Linked DNA regions of Mus musculus: region 2 is linked to region 1. The links are chromatin loops, found by intact Hi-C in ENCODE. Cell type or tissue: heart. All regions are shown on one strand.

What was found. Peaks named below come from ENCODE experiments on the same cell type or tissue, not always from the same donor. Only the 100,000 strongest peaks of a DNase experiment are listed, where the experiment ranks them.
Region 2: it touches region 1 in a loop (2.0-fold over the local background); 4 of 42 quality-filtered maps call a loop at or near these places.

What each region holds. Positions count from the first base shown.
Region 1 is chr3:84,442,633-84,450,632 of GRCm38, reverse strand. Fhdc1 (FH2 domain containing 1) reads left to right here. Exons shown (of 12, transcript NM_001205355.1): 11 at 1,719-1,883; 12 at 4,103-8,000. The coding sequence ends at 6,166. Among named protein-coding and RNA genes, the nearest start is that of Fhdc1, 33 kb to the left of the region's middle. In heart, no CTCF peak of the experiment used is centred here; no DNase peak of the experiment used is centred here; H3K4me3 peaks cover 771 bases; H3K27ac peaks cover 1,280 bases; H3K27me3 peaks cover 5,999 bases.
Region 2 is chr3:84,352,969-84,360,968 of GRCm38, reverse strand. All of the region lies in intron 3 of 4930565D16Rik (RIKEN cDNA 4930565D16 gene), which reads left to right. Among named protein-coding and RNA genes, the nearest start is that of 4930565D16Rik, 23 kb to the left of the region's middle. In heart, a CTCF peak has its summit at 4,819; a DNase peak (open chromatin) is centred at 4,858; H3K27me3 peaks cover 2,036 bases.

The DNA of each region.
Region 1 (8,000 bases):
AACCAAGGCCTTCTGCCTGCTAGGCAGGGGCTGTGTATACCACCCAGGGTGCAACTGCAACCCAGAGGCTGCTGCCATCTCTCAGTGCAGAGCAGTACCAAGCACAGTCGGGTGCATGAAGTTCTGGTTCTGTGCAGGATGCTATAGAATTCATGGCATCCAACTCCACTGTGACTGTTTTTCCAGCCAGTGTTTAGAGTGTTTGGCTGTCCCAGGTGCAACGTGGGCTCTGTTAGGCCGTTTCTTCCTGGTATCCATCCATCCATCCCCACAGGGTCTGCGGCTAAGTCATAGGAGTTCTTGTCAGGAGGCCCACTCTTCCGCAGTTGTTCTTAGCTGTTTGCCCTGCAGAAGAGCAATGGACAAAGCATTATCTTTCTGTGAATACCCTCTTCTCTTCGAAGCCACATCAGGAAGGCTCTCGCTGCCTTGGGCCATCAGCTCAGGTGGTTTCTCTCTCTCTCTCTCTCTCTCTCTCTCTCTCTCTCTGGTTTCACTTTCCTAAATAGTTTTTGTTTCCCACCATCCCTAGAATGTTAAGCAAAGGCTGGCTAAGGGGAAAGCGGTTGAACTGGTACACTTCTGCTGTGTAGCTGGCTAAGTGTTCCCTCCTCCAAGGAGGGCAACCTGTTTCTTTCCTATACCTTAAGCCCAGCCACTCACTCCAAAAGAACTTCCTCACAGGTAGACTTTCTTAAGATACACACATACTTGTCATTTCACGAAACAATATGCTTCCTACATTCCTTCTCATATAAGCTTAGTAAATATGGCAGCAATGAAAGCTGTCCACGCAGCAGCTCAAACATTCAACCCCCTTTCTCGCCACACACAGCCACCTCATGGCTCAGAGGCAGTCGCTAACCTATATCAGGGAACTATGCCTTGTGACCCTTGGGCATCACCAGCCCACTCTCTATGACTTGGGAATGTACTGGGGACACACGGTCTTCTGTCACGCTGAGGACTTTGATGAAGTAGCACTGAAATTCTTGGCAGCCATAACCCAGAGGAGCCAAGGACAGTAGGGACTGGGATAGGACCTACCCGAATCTCTTAGGGAGTTCTGATACACCCCAAACCTGCTGCATGTGGGGTACAGCTGCTCAGGGAGTACTCCAGTCTCCCATCCTGGGCAGTCGGGACAGTGACCTAATAGAGTGTATTTGGGATGGAGTGTAGCTCCCCTCTCAGCAGAACAGCATGGGCAGCTTGTCAGGACAAGTTAACTTCCGAGACCTCAGCCCAAAGGAGAGTCTGTTTTAAGAGGAGGAAAAGCAAATACAACCGAAATTCTAAATGACGACAAGCTGTTTGCCTTGGCAACTTCTCTAAGGGTCTTAAAGGGAAAAAATCTTGGTTAATGACATTCTACATGAGGGTTATGGCTCCATGTTGATTTACTTAGAGACAGGGTCTCACTGTGTTAACCCAGCTGGCTTTGAACTCCCTGTCTCTCAGTCTCCAGCTCCCAAACGCTGGGATTACAGGTGTGCACCACCCCCTTCTGGCTCCTTTAGTTCATTTTGTGGCCTCTGGGTCTCGGGTAGGAGGTCGCCTTGTTCCCTTGAGCTTTGGTTTGAGTTGACTCGTTTTCCTTTTGGCTCCGAGCGGCCTTTGCAGCCTTCCCTTTCCAGAAACCTGAAATGGAACCCCAGTACTGTGTCCACCTCAGCTGACCTTGCTTACCACACGCGTCCCTGTTTGTTTCCATGTAGTTTGCTGTGGAGAAGTTGGCGGAGCTGGAACTCTGGAAACGGGAGCTGCAGGGTGAAGCTCACACCCTTATAGACTTTTTCTGCGAAGACAAAGAAACCATGAAACTGGATGAATGCTTCCAGATATTCAGAGACTTCTGTACCAGATTCAACAAAGCAGTTAAGGTATGAATGGTGGCACTGCCCTGTTCCCAGGGTCCTTGGGATTTTCATTTTCCTGCTTACTGACCTAGTCCTCTGCCTGTGGCAGAAAGATGGTCATCAGTTCTTTGGTTTCAGGACCGTCTGGCCGGGTGGCATGCCAGGCTCATGGCCCGGATGAGTAGGAGGTGACTCTGTTGTAGTATCAGGACTCTGGCATGGTGGCCTCTGGCCTTTGCTACTCATACAGCATGCAGAATGCCCTAGAAACATTTTGCTAGCCAACACTGCTTATGGTAATGGGACTTGGAAGTTTCCTGCACATTTGACTCTTTTTCTCAGCCCTTCCCTAGGAGGAAATGTCAGCCTCTAGGGAAGTTTGAATAGCCTAGAAGTGGTCTCTTAATTGAATTCAGAAGCCAGAAAACTTCCCAGGTTGTTGGTCCTTGGTAAAGGAAACATTTATCTGAAAATGGGAACACTACAGCCTCTCCTCTCTGACAGCATCTCTCTCAGATCTCATTATTTTAGGTGACACAGAGGGACCAGCTACTCCTGATTCATCTGCTGGCCATATTTGATTTATTTACCTGCCTACTTGTTGATTTACAGTGTAGGATTCAACCTAGGGCTTGCACTATTTCTAACAGAAACTGTTCGCATTTCTTCATAATTCCTTTGGGTTCCTCTCCACTGCTTTATCTCAATGAGGGAGGTGAGCTGAGCCCGCTGCCACGTTAACAAGCTTCTATCCAAGCAGTGAGCTCAGCTGTGGGAGGCCGTGGGGGGTAGCCGAAGCCAAAATGACTCTGAGGCTCTTACTCTCCATCTGGATACTGCAGGCCTGTGAGGCCACTGTGGATGTTCATGCCCAGTGGTCATGAGAGACAGGGCCTGGACCACCACCACTGTGTGAAGGCTTAAGATAACAATACCAAGAGTTTGGGGACCCTGGGGAGGCTGTGGCTGGAGTTGCAGGAGCCAAGACTCCCCAGGCAGAGCTCCACAGGGACTTGGAAAGGAAAGCCCACTGGAAGAGGAAGCTTATTGTCAAATAAAAGCTGCTAACAATAACAGAGCCGAGGTGTCTGCATAACCACATGGTTTCATGGGCTTCAGGACCCAAAAGAAACTCAGGAGTTACTTCACAAGTGTAGCCGTGTCTGCATACTTAAAACGCCTGCAGACTCAGCCAACCACAAATTGAAAATAGTGTTTAAAGATTATATCTGTGCCAAATGTCTAAAGGTTTTTTTTTTGTCATGCCTTAAACAATGCATATGTAACTCTTACACAGCATTAGCTATAAGTAATTTAGAGTCAATGTAAGTCATATATGAGGATATGCATACAATATATGTAAATTCTGTTCTATTTTGCATCAGAGACTTGAGCATCCTCAGATTTGGTATCTAAGTGGGTAACGGGAGTGAGTCCCTGACGGGGACAACATAAGAGATCACACAGAGAAGTGAAGGACACTTTGAAGTCTGCATTTGGGTTCTGTGTCTTTGGGAAAGGTTGATTGCTTTCCAGTCTAGGTGGCTGAAGGATTGTAAAGTGCGCCTATTTCTCTTCTCTGATTGTAGGGATGGACCTGGGCCTGAGGGACAGAACCCTCACCTCTGCCTCAGGCTGTGGCTGGCAGAGCCACCAGGGCATATTTGTTCATTTAGCTTCATCCAGAGCACTCAAAGAACGCAGTGAAAGGCAACTCTCCATGTCTCTAGCATATGCTCATATACCCAACTCAGTGCTGAATAGAATGTTCTGTTTGAGAGTATACGTGTATTAACTTAGAGAGGAGCATGGATAGAGCCACACGACTGGCTTGTACAATTCTGGGTGCACTCTTATAGCATCCGTGGTCTCTACATCTCTACAATTGCCTAGGTGGCTTGGCTGGAGTTGAGACTGCGTGGATATACAGAATCACAGCCCATGTGGGAAGCTGGACATTGGGCCGAGGGATCAAATGAGGATGGCAGACAGATTGTTGGAGCAAAGCCTAGCATGTCCCTTTGTCAGACCCATAAGTTGCTTCAGGAAGTTTGCTCACCCTACACACACACACACACACACACACACACACACACACACACGTACAGAAGAAGGCAGAATCTGTGTGGGATAGGACCCACAGCTGTCTATGAAAGTACCTCTCATTAAATGTCACAGTGAGTGGGCCTAGTACTGCACCCAGGCTCCCTGTGTCTCATGCTGGCATCTCTCCACTCTATTAGGACAATCATGACCGGGAGGAACAGGAGCGGAAGCAGCTACAGAGGCAGAAGGAGATGGAACAGAAGCGGTATTCCTGGTCAACTGGGGAACTCGGGAGCTTTGGCAGGAGCAGCAGTGAGAATGATGTGCAGATGCTAGCTAAGACAGGCACAGAAGACCTGCCCTCCTTCCTGAAGCCCAGGCCCAACAGCCCCTCCTACCGGCCCCCCAACACACGTCGCTCCCGCCTCTCCCTGGGCATCTCTGCGGACCGGGAGCTTTTGACCTTCCTGGAGAGTGCCACCAGCAGTCCAGAGGACCCCAACAAATTCAACAGTTTGCCCCGGAGCAGTCCCCGACAAGCTCGGCCCACCATCGCCTGGATGGAACCCAGAGAACAACAGAGCCATGGCCCTAACTTTACACATGAACCTCAGGCCTCAAAGATCCAGGAGAAAGCCCCTCCCCCTGCTTGGCAAAATCAGCTTCCGACAACCTGGCGGGAGGAGCCTGCTTCTCCCCTCCCACTGGCTGGGCGGAGCAGGCCGAGCCTCCGAAAAAGGAACAGTGAACCTGTGGGCTTGGGTCCCACACAAAGCCCTCCACTCTTACCATTGGATCTGGGTGTTAGGGAGCATGAGTTGGTCACAGGGCTGACCCAGTTTGACCTCCAGAGTCCCAAGAGCCTGGAGGAAGGATCCCAACTGACTCTGAATGACTTCTGTCCCACAAAGCTGCCATCTCCAGGGGATAGGAGCTCACAGCCCTTTGCTGCTGGCGGTGACAGTCTCCCACCCAAGGACACAGACACCCAGGAGGTTCTCAGCCCAGCTGGGGAGGATGACAGGACCATCTCTGATGAACCCAGCAGTGAGGCTCTCGTGTCTGTGGTTGTCACCGACACTGAAGATAAGGATGCTGGACCTCTGTTATATGTCTCAGATACCACAGACTGCTCACTGACTCTGGACTGCTCCGAGGGAATGGACTCCAGAGCCGGGGGAGACAAGCAAGAGGAAGAGAAGGAAGGGGATGGCTCAGTGTCCTCTGGGGCTGGAGAGGCAGGAAGCAGCCAGGTTTCCTCCAACTCTGTTTCCAGCCCCCCTGGGGAGGTTCCTGCTCCAAAATCCAGTAAGAGTGAGCTGAGCTGCCAAGGTGGCCTTCCGAAGGACAGACCCAGCAGAGGGAAGGATGCTATAGCACCAAAGAGAAATTCCTTCAAAGAGGCTTCAGTAGGGGCTTCAAAGCCTGTCAGTGCACGGCGCAGCCAAGGGGTAACAACCAAGCCTGTGCGAACCTTGAACTCCTCCGAGAACGAACATATGCGCAAAGTGGTCCCTATCTCCAAGTCCAGCAGGGGAGCCGGGCCCTGGAAGCGGCCGGAACCGACACCCAAGGCTACCCCTCGGGAGACACCCAGCAGCACAGACACACCACTATCACGAAGGAGCTCAGTGAGAGGAACTTCGGACACTTCGCCCAGGAGGCCCCAGGTGAGTGGATCTGGGGCAGAGGAGCCCAGGCTGCCCCGCTCGAGTGGCAGCATCAGTGGACGGCCAGGGAAGGACGCCCCGCTGCAGCCCAGAGCCTCGTTCAGGAAGCCTAGCGCCAAGCCCCTCAGAAACATCCCCAGGCAGAAACCTGAAGAAAACAAGGTCAGCAGCCCCAACTCTCCTGACCCCGAGAGTCCCAAGGAAGAGCCCAAGGCTCCTCAGGCTACGGGTGTCTCTCGAGCCCTTCCCCCCATCCCAAGTTTTGCTCGAAATACGGTGGCCTCGTCATCTCGGAGCCTGCGAACGGATGCTCCACCCGCGGCCAGAACCACTGGCCTCACCAGGACAGTCTCCCAGCGGCAGCTTAGGGTCAAAGGTGGCTCCGAGGATTCTGCCTCCAAGGACATTGGCACTTTGAAGAGGGCCAGCAGTGCTCGGGCCTCCAAGAAGTGTCCTGAATCTGCTGGGGGTTCAAGTGCCAATGTAGAAACCTCACTGAAGGGCAGAGGGACGACGGAAAGATCCTCTCTCAGACTGAAGGACTCGGGGCAGGCCACCCTCGGGAGGATCCTCCGTCCCCTGCAGAAATGATGACGCCTGTCTGCATTTCTGCCTTGTGGGATGTTAGCTGCTGGGACTGGCTGCTGCGGGGGGAGGACACAGAGGCCAGTCTTAAACATCTTGTTACACATCGAGCAACACACTGGTGCCACCTGCTTAAAGGTCACGTCACTAAAGGTACAAGGAGAGCTATAGCCTGCTGTGCAGACTTCTGCTTCGAAATCAAAGCTGAGAGTATCCTTATTCTGCACAGTACTTTGTCAGGGGCTGGCACCTCCTGTCACTCATACTCAGGACCCTATCCCTAACTCCTGCCCCGAGACAAAGATCCAATAATAGTCTGGACATGTAAGATGACAATTCTTATGTAACAAGTAAAAAAAAAAAAATTCTGGCCAGTTTTTATATATCAAAGACTTATTTTTTAATATTATAAAAATAAAAAAGATGTTTTAGTTCCTTTTTCAGAGTGAAATGCCTCCCAGGAATGGGGGGATTATCCTTAATATGAAACTGTTTGTACCTTCATCCCCACCCCCTGCCTCGGGGTTCCATCAGCGTGTATGTGGGAGAACACACACCATACCTAGCCAGGGGTGGCCTCTCACAAGCTCTTGGGTGGTTGTACGGTTGAGGCTGTCTCCTTGAGAACTTTCTGGCTAGCTAATGTGTGGGTTCTCCTCAAATGACTCTGGGTGAGGATTTCATGTGAATAGGAGGGACGTCAGATTTGTATGGGTAAAAATCTGATGTTACTGTGAGTTTAAGGGGGCCCCAAGGGTGTGAGGCCCATGGCGGGGAGCCCATGGCTATAGGGAAGTTTTCCCTGAAGATAGGAGCAACTGTGTAGGGTGCTGGATAGGGTGCTTGGTGTAGAAGACAGCAAGGGCTGCCCAGCTGAGTAGGTCCTTCCCATGTGTGCAATGGTGGCCACTCGCTTCTGTTAGCTCCGGGTGGAGAGGGAAATGACCCTTTTTGTGGGTCAGGCTTCCTTCTCTTCTGGGGCCTCAGTACCCCACCCCCACCTGCTATTCTATTTGATTTTGCTTTTAGAGACATTGTGAGACCTAGTCTAGGCTGGCCTCTTACTTGCAATCCTCTGCCTCAGCTTCTGAGTGCTAGGATAACAGGTACAAGGCACCAGGCCCAGCCTAGGGATACTGCTTGGTGTCAGCCTGTCTTCCTTGGTACAGCGCTTCTCAAGTCCAACTGAGAGAAGCCCAGTCATGGTTGTTTATTTTAAATAGACTCTTACCCCCCAAGAAACACTGACTTCTGACTTCAGGAATCTTAACACTGGGGAAATCTGTGCAGGAGATAGGCATCGTGCAAACAGAAGTTCTTACCCAATGCTCTTTTTACTACTTCTCTATTAAACCCAGGAAATAGAGAAGAAAGTGGGGGGGGAAGCTTGAAATAAAAGCCCTGCCCCCTTCTTTCTGAGTCACTTCTTAGTGAAATCTCACTTTAGATCAGACACTGGTGACTGGGTGGGCTAGGTCAGCGTGTCACACTGTGAGGTGACTGCGGAGGCTGCTATGGTCTCTCCTTTCGGGAAGCCTCTCCATCTTTGCCTGGGAACTGAGCTGCTGTCCCTGAGCTGCAGCAGTTGAACAGTACAGTGGCAGAGATAGGCTGCAGTCACCACCTCTTGTTAAAAACAGCCCTGAGCAGCGATGTCTGGGCAGCTAGGAAGCCCTCAGCAATCTGTCCCCCTCTGGAACCCTCCAGAACCAGAAGGCCTGTGGGTGGGTGGGAACGGATGAGAGACGACACGTGCTGACAGGTTTGTGGATGGTGAATTGAGTAGCCCCGTGGGAGGGCCCAGGGACCCATCCTGTGCCGTATTCCAACACCGCTTTCG
Region 2 (8,000 bases), 90 kb after region 1:
AAAGCCTATCTTATAAAACAGAAGAGGGGAACTTTTGAGGAGACTGTACCCCGAGCACCAAGAGTGTCGGTGTCTTTGGCACTCTTTACACTCAATTTTTTAAATATTGATGCTCATGGCCATACTGCGGCTGAACGTCATTGTTCAGAGCCAGATAGGCCCAATGAGATGGTTAAATGGAAAAATGTTCTTGATAATAAATGGTATGGCCCGGATCCTATCTTGATAAGATCCAGGGGAGCTATCTGTGTTTTCCCACAGAATGAAGACAACCCATTTTGGGTACCAGAAAGACTCACCCGAAAAATCCAGACTGACCAAGGGAATACTAATGTCCCTCGTCTTGGTGATGTCCAGGGCGTCAATAATAAAGAGAGAGCAGCGTTGGGGGATAATGTCGACATTTCCACTCCCAATGACGGTGATGTATAATGCTCAAGTATTCTCTTGCTTTTTTACCACTAACTGGGAACTGGGTTTGGCCTTAATTCAGACAGCCTTGGCTCTGTCTGGACAGGTCCAGATGACTGACACCATTAACACTTTGTCAGCCTCAGTGACTACAGTCATAGATGAACAGGCCTCAGCTAATGTCAAGATACAGAGAGGTCTCATGCTGGTTAATCAACTCATAGATCTTGTCCAGAAACAACTGGATGTATTATGACAAATAACTCAGCAGGGATGTGAACAAAAGTTTCCGGGATTGTGTGTTATTTCCATTCAGTATGTTAAATTTACTAGGGCAGCTAATTTGTCAAAAAGTCTTTTTCAGTATATGTTACAGAATTGGATGGCTGAATTTGAACAGATCCTTCGAGAATTGAGACTTCAGGTCAACTCCACGCGCTTGGACCTGTCCCTGACCAAAGGATTACCCAATTGGATCTCCTCAGCATTTTCTTTCTTTAAAAAATTGGGTGGGATTAATATTATTTGGAGATACACTTTGCTGTGGATTAGTGTTGCTTCTTTGATTGGTCTGTAAGCTTAAGGCCCAAACTAGGAGAGACAAGGTGGTTATTGCCCAGGCGCTTGCAGGACTAGAACATGGAGCTTCCCCTGATATATGGTTATCTATGCTTAGGCAATAGGTCGCTGGCCACTCAGCTCTTATATCTCACGAGGCTAGACTCATTGCACGAGATAGAGTGAGTGTGCTTCAGCAGCCCGAGAGAGTTGCAAGGCTAAGCACTGCAATGGAAAGGCTCTGCGGCATATATGAGCCTATTCTAGGGAGACATGTCATCTTTCATGAAGGTTCAGTGTCCTAGTTCCCTTCCCCCAGGAAAAACGACACGGGAGCAGGTCAGGGTTGCTCTGGGTAAAAGCCTGTGAGCCTAAGAGCTAATCCTGTACATGGCTCCTTTACCTACACACTGGGGATTTGACCTCTATCTCCACTCTCATTAATATGGGTGGCCTATTTGCTCTTATTAATAGAAAAGGGGGAACTGTGGGAAGCCGCCCCCACATTCGCCGTCACAAGATGGCGCTGACATCCTGTGTTCTAAGTTGGTAAACAAATAGTCTGCGCATGAGCCAAGGGTATTTACGACTACTTGTACTCTGTTTTTCCCGTGAACGTCAGCTCGGCCATGGGCTGCAGCCAATCAGGGAGTGATGCGTCCGAGGCAATTGTTGTTCTCTTTAAAGAGGAAAGGGGTTTCGTTTTCTCTCTCTCTTGCTTCGCTCTCTCTTGCTTCTTACGCTCTGGCCCCATAAGATGTAAGCAATAAAGCTTTGCCGTAGAAGATTCTGGTTGTTGTGTTCTTCCTGGCCGGTCGTGAGAACGCGTCGAATAACACTTCTTCCATTTCTGGTTGCTAATTTCTTCTCTCTCTCTCTCTCTCTCTCTCTCTCTCTCTCTCTCTCTCTCTCTCTCTCTCCACATTTGTTTACCTTTCCTTCTGATCACTCTTGACAAAGGTCATGAGATTATCATAAGTGGGTTAGTGATAGGCCCATAGTAACTTATGCTTGCGTAAATGTTTTTTTTTTCTTTTGTTTTTGTCTTATTTGTGGTGCTACAGATAGAAACTGGAGCCTTGCATTTTGCATGAGCCACACCCCTTCCCTCACCTACGTGCTCTACAACTGATAATTATGTACCATACTCCCTAATGTTTAACTCCACTCCTGTTGGCTGTGCTGTTAAACAGTTGGTGATGACCTACAGTTCTTGGTTTATTAGGCTCTATACTTGAGACCTCCACTTCAAGATTCCTCTATTTTTCTTTTCTATTGTCTTTTCTGTTATCCTGAGTAGGAGTAATTCATACTTCACTCTCATCCAAACACAGGAACCCTTTAGAATCCCATCTCTATTAACATTACAATCAAGAGGCCAAAACTTGATTCAGGAGCTGAAGAGATGGCTCAACAATTAAGAACATTTGCTATTCTTCCAGAGGACCGGGGTTCAGTTCCTAACGTTCACATTGCAGCTCATGGTATCCTGTAATTTCAGTTCCAGGGAATCTTCTGCCCTCCATGGGTACAGTCACACATGTTTTTCCCCAATCTATTTACATAAAATAACAATAATTACAATTTCTTAAAATCTTGATTAGGTTTGGAAGTATTAAATTAAGAGTATTTGCATCTATGTCCATTAGAAATCTTGATCTATAGAGCTCTCTTTTCTGTTGCGTCCTCTGGTTTTGGTGTCAGGATCAGGTTGGCTTCTGAGAATGAGTTTAGTATTTATGAGTTTAGTGTGAGGATAATAGTATCCCTTCCCTTACTGTAGTCTGAGGAGCATTCGTGTTAATTCATTGAAAGTCTGGATTTTAGCTATGATTCTATCTGCTCCTGGTTTCTCTCTGTTGGGAGACTATAACTGCTCTAATAGCATCACTCAGAATAGACCTGTTTGAGCTGTTAGCATCCTGCTGGTTTCGTATTGGTAGACCACAGGTGGCTAGCGATTTCTCCAGGGTTTTGAAGTGTTGCTCGATGATGCTCTGGGTTTTATCTGTATCTGTTGAAGAGTAGCTGTTCTCATCTCTCTTCTTTCTGCTGGCTTACATAAGGTGGTTGGTGATCTTGTCCATCTTTTCAAGGAATCAATTCTTTGTTTCCTTGATTTATTCAAGACACTCTCTCACAGACATGGCCACAGGCCAGTGTGATCTGGGCAATGCCTTCATCACCAGTGGTGTCAGGTTGACAATAATAAGCAAGACAACTCTTTGCAGCCAACGCTTCTTAATGTTCTCTCTAATTTGAGCACATTACTTTTCTTTCATCCTTCACCCTGTTCATCAAGGTCCAGGTTCCTCGCTATGTGATCTCCCTTCTTCCGCTCTCTTGGGGTAGCCATTTTCTGCAGTTCCCTTCCTTTGTTCCCTTCTCCAACCCTCTTTGGCTGCCACATTTCTGCTCACGCAGTCGCCCGAAGGAAAACCACACCCCAGGTGAATCTCCACTTCTGTTCCCATTCCTGATGCAGACGTCTTGCTGCTCCCTTGCATGTCCGACCATTGCCTCCAGATAGCCTGCCTCAGACAAGTTCACCCCAAATCTTCTTCCCTGATCATCCCTTGCCTGTTACCTCCCTATGAAGCTCCCTGTAACTCCAGCCTGAAGTCATGGAACCCTCATCGTCTCCTTTCCCCATCCCCTTTCCCATAAAACCACATACCGTGTTTTGTCAGTCTCCAGCGCGTGTTTTCTATGATCCTTCCTCTCATGACTCACTCTTAAAAAAAAAAAAGATGTATTTATACTTTTCAATTTATCCATGCGCATGTATGTATGTGTGTGTGTGTGTGTGTGTGTGTGTGTGTGTGTGTGTGTGAATGCTCAGGCATACATGTATGTGCATATCTACAGAAGCTATAAGAGGATACCAGATCCCCCAAAACTGGAGTTATAAGAGTCTATGGGTGATGGGAACTGAACTTGGGTCCTATGCAAGAGTATCTAACGCTTTTAAACATGGCACCATCTTGCCAAACTCCCTCCCATCACCACCGTTACGTTACTGCTTTTGCCTTGAGATGCCTTGGTTCGTGTGTGTGTGTGTGTGTGTGTGTGTGTACACGCATGCACGCACATCCATGTCATAGAGTATGTGTGGAGACCAGAAGACTACTTCTAGGAGTCAGTTCTCTCCTTTACCACGTACATCCTGGGACTAAGCTCGAGCCTTGCTGGTAGGCACTCTCACCCACTTCCCCATCCTCTTGGCCCTTGGTTTCTATTTCAACATCTTTTCATTCATTCGCCTCACTGACACTAGGCTAATGTTGCTTAGTATATAGCAATAAAGAACAAAACCAGTTTTAGTAAAACTACCCGCTGATTACTTTGAGATTGTTGACTGTGAAATTCAGAGCTCTTAACTGAATTGAAGTACGTTGAATCTGGCTGGAGAATCTGTACTCTCTGGCTCTAACTCATTTGCATACCCCGTGTCTCAGTTACACACACTGCCATTTTCCAAGCTGTGTCCTGCAACACAATAGTGACCTTCAGGAAGGGAATACTGTCCCTTAATTAAAAAACGTTCTGTGGTGATTGCGTTTAACCAAAGGCGAACTGTTTTCTTGCACAACCTCTCAAAGCCTTGACTATGCTGCCACATATAGATACTGTGAGCCTTCAATTGAGAGGAAAATTATATGCTATTTCTCAACACTGTTTGAACATGAAATCCCATTTAAGGGGCCACCATTATCTCACAAGATACCACTGTTCCAAGAAACACATTTTCAACCGAGCAAACACAGGCACCTCTTTATTCCCAAACACTCAGATTCTCACACAGTCCTCTCAGATCAAGCCAGTGTTTCTCCGTGAAGGCTGCCCTCCAGGGGACATTTAGCAATCGCTCTGGCAAGCGCAGTAGGGAGCTCCACCCCCTGTGTGGGAGGAGCCAGGGCTGTGGCTACATCTTCTAGAATATCCAGGCCAGGCCCCCCAACAGCCAAGAATGATTCAGAGGAAACATCAGCGTGTGTAGCTCACTCTCCTCTTCTCTCTCTCTCTCTCTCTCTCTCTCTCTCTCGGTTTCTCTGTATAGCCCTGGCTGTTCTGGAGCTCACTCACCAGGCTGGCCTCGAACTCAGAAATCTGCCTGCCTCTGTCTCCCAAGTGCTGGAATTAAAGGTGTGCACCACCACTGCCCAGCTCTCCTCTTTATCCCCAAAGCTGTATCCATGTCTTCAAGGCCAGAGCCAGCATTTCCTCTGCTGCAATGCCTGGATCCTACAACTTAGATTGTCTCCTCGAACCTGTGCTTTGTAGCATGTGTTGAGTTCTTTCCTTAATTATACATATTTGTGCATGTCTATAACATTTCACCCTGGATTGTCACATCACCGCGAGGGGACAACATTGTGATCTTTTCCTTGCTCCATCTAAAAAGCTATCATAGTGCCAACAAGATCTTACTCAGTGAAATCTTTCACCCCGGAAACCTCCTCACCCTCATGCTCTGGTCAGTACCCCTATGCATTCCCCCCACGACTTTCCTTTTCTTTCTGTGTCTGTAGCCATTCCACAGTTCATTGTGTGGCTCCAGGTGGTTACACCATCCGGGAGAAGAGATGGCATCCTGGAGAAGAGAGAGCTGCCCCCTGACTTCACACAGGCCTCAGTTCCACATCCTGCTTCTCTATCCTATTCCGACAAAAGATTTTCATTCCTGGGAACTGGAGCGAAGGTGACTCTGCTTCTTGGGTTTTGGGAAAGATTCAGGTAGATGTATAAGGCACCTGGATCATCGTGGATGCTCAGTGATGGGCTCTAGGATGTAATTCAGTGAAAGAACACAAACTTAGTACACCACAGCTCCCAGTTCAGTCTTCAGCAAGTACACACACACACACACACACACACACACACAGACAGACACACACAGAGACAGACACACACAGACACACACACACAGACACACACACACACAGACACACACACACACACCACAATGTCTGAAGGGTCTCTCTTGACCCAGTCAGCTGCATGGGCTTTTCTTGTATTGATCAGAAAGCTCTAAACACTGAAATTCTCTGCCACAAGGCTCTAAATACCTATAGCTGGTTCATTGCACAGTGTGTGTTACCATCTTTCTCAGATACTTACTTGCACTTCTTCCCAAACTATCAGTTGTTGATAAGTGGCCCATATGCTGCACTTTGAGCAAGCCTGCGTATCCCAGCTCCATCTCTGGTTCATAGTTTCCCCACTGCTTACCTACATCAATCACATCAGCTTTCTGTGATGGCGACAAGAACAAAACAAAACAAAACAAAAACGGCAAACAAACAAAAATCCCAGCTGTACTGGCTAGTTTTGTGTCAATTTGACACAGGCTGGAGTTATCACAGAGAAAGGAGCTTCAGTTGGGGAAATGCCTCCATGAGATCCAGCTGTAAGGCATTTTCTCAATTAGTGATCAAGGGGGGAGGTCCCCTTGTGGATGGGACCATCTCTGGGTTGGTAGTCTTGGTTCTATAATACAGCAGGCTGAGCAAGCCAGGGGAAGCAAGCCAGTAAGGAACATCCCTCCATGGCCTCTGCATCAGCTCCTGCTTCCTGACCTGCCTGAGTTCCAGTCCTGACTTCCTTTGGTGATGAACAGCAATGTGAAAAGTGTGAGCTGAATAAACCCTTTCCTCCCCAACTTGCTTCTTGATCATGATGATTGTGCAGGACTAGAAACCCTGACTAAGACACCAACCAACACCAGCACTCCCGATATCCAGCTTGTAAGGAGATTGGTGTATTTGTCTTAGCTTCCCAGGTTCCATCCACAGTTGCACAGTCCTGTCGCCTTGGGCCTGTAGCAGCCCAGTACTTCATGGTAGGAAGCAAACAGAGGGAAAGGAAGAGCCTGGGCCACTGTCTCTTTCAGTGCATACCTCCAGTGGCCAACCCTTCTTTCACAAGGCCCCAGTTCTCCACCACATCCCCGTAATGCTGTGGGTGGGGACTGGGCCTTTGGGAGGCTCTCCAGCTCACTGCTGTGTGTATAGCACTACCCATGACAGAGGCCCATCCTCAGCCCTTCCTCATCTCCAGGTGTTGTTCTTGTACAGACAGGTGAGTCCTTCCAGCGGGTTCCGCCGCTAGCAGTCTTCACTGTGTGGCAGCACTCTTCATGTGGAAGAATGGAAAACGCACCTACTAGAATTTTGTGATGTTTCCTGGTTTTCATTTTGGATGATACAGGGGGGCCATAGCTTATACTTTGCCAAAGCTATTTTGCCCATGTTAGAAATATTCTGATATATTTATTCCAAATTATCCAATGTCCTCTGAACTTGAAGGTATCTTTAAAACACACATCTTTTCCTAAGCTTTGTGCCCACCATGGAGGGAGGGTTCCTCTGGGCCAGGAAGAAATGCAAGTCATGTCCATGTCCTAGATGTCACCTGAGTTAGACTGGAGCAGAGCAAGGTGGCACCACATACCAGGCTCTGGGAGAGTGCTTACACACGGGAGAACAGCAATGGGACATCAGCATTTTAATGAACAATTTTAATGGCTTACCCCGAGTAATCCCCCTGATTTGGAAGGATTAAATTTCGTTTGACAAAACCACTGGTGCATGGGGAAAGAAGTCTCCTGAACTACTTATTGCTCCAGCAGGGGCTTGGCAGGGCCAGGGGGCCTGCAAGATACACAGCTGGTGGGAACCACTGTGTCCAGACTCGTGAAAACTGCCTGGCACCTGAAAACAGGCCCTTCAAAACAGTCACAAGAAGTTGGGGTCAAACCTACTGAGGTGATGGAGAGGAAAACAGAGTCTAAGCCACGTTAGCTACAACCAGCGCAGACTCCGTTCCCTACCGGTCTCATAGGTTCTCCGTTCATCTCCCTCTTCCCTCCCTCTCCTGATCCCCATCCCAAGCCATCAGATATTCTGTATATTTAGATGGCCCCCAATTTATAATCATATTGCTAAGAGAAATTAAAGAAGATATAGTAGGAAGGTATTTCCTGTTGAACTTTTATACCCCGGAAGGCAGTAATATTATTCAAATTTCCA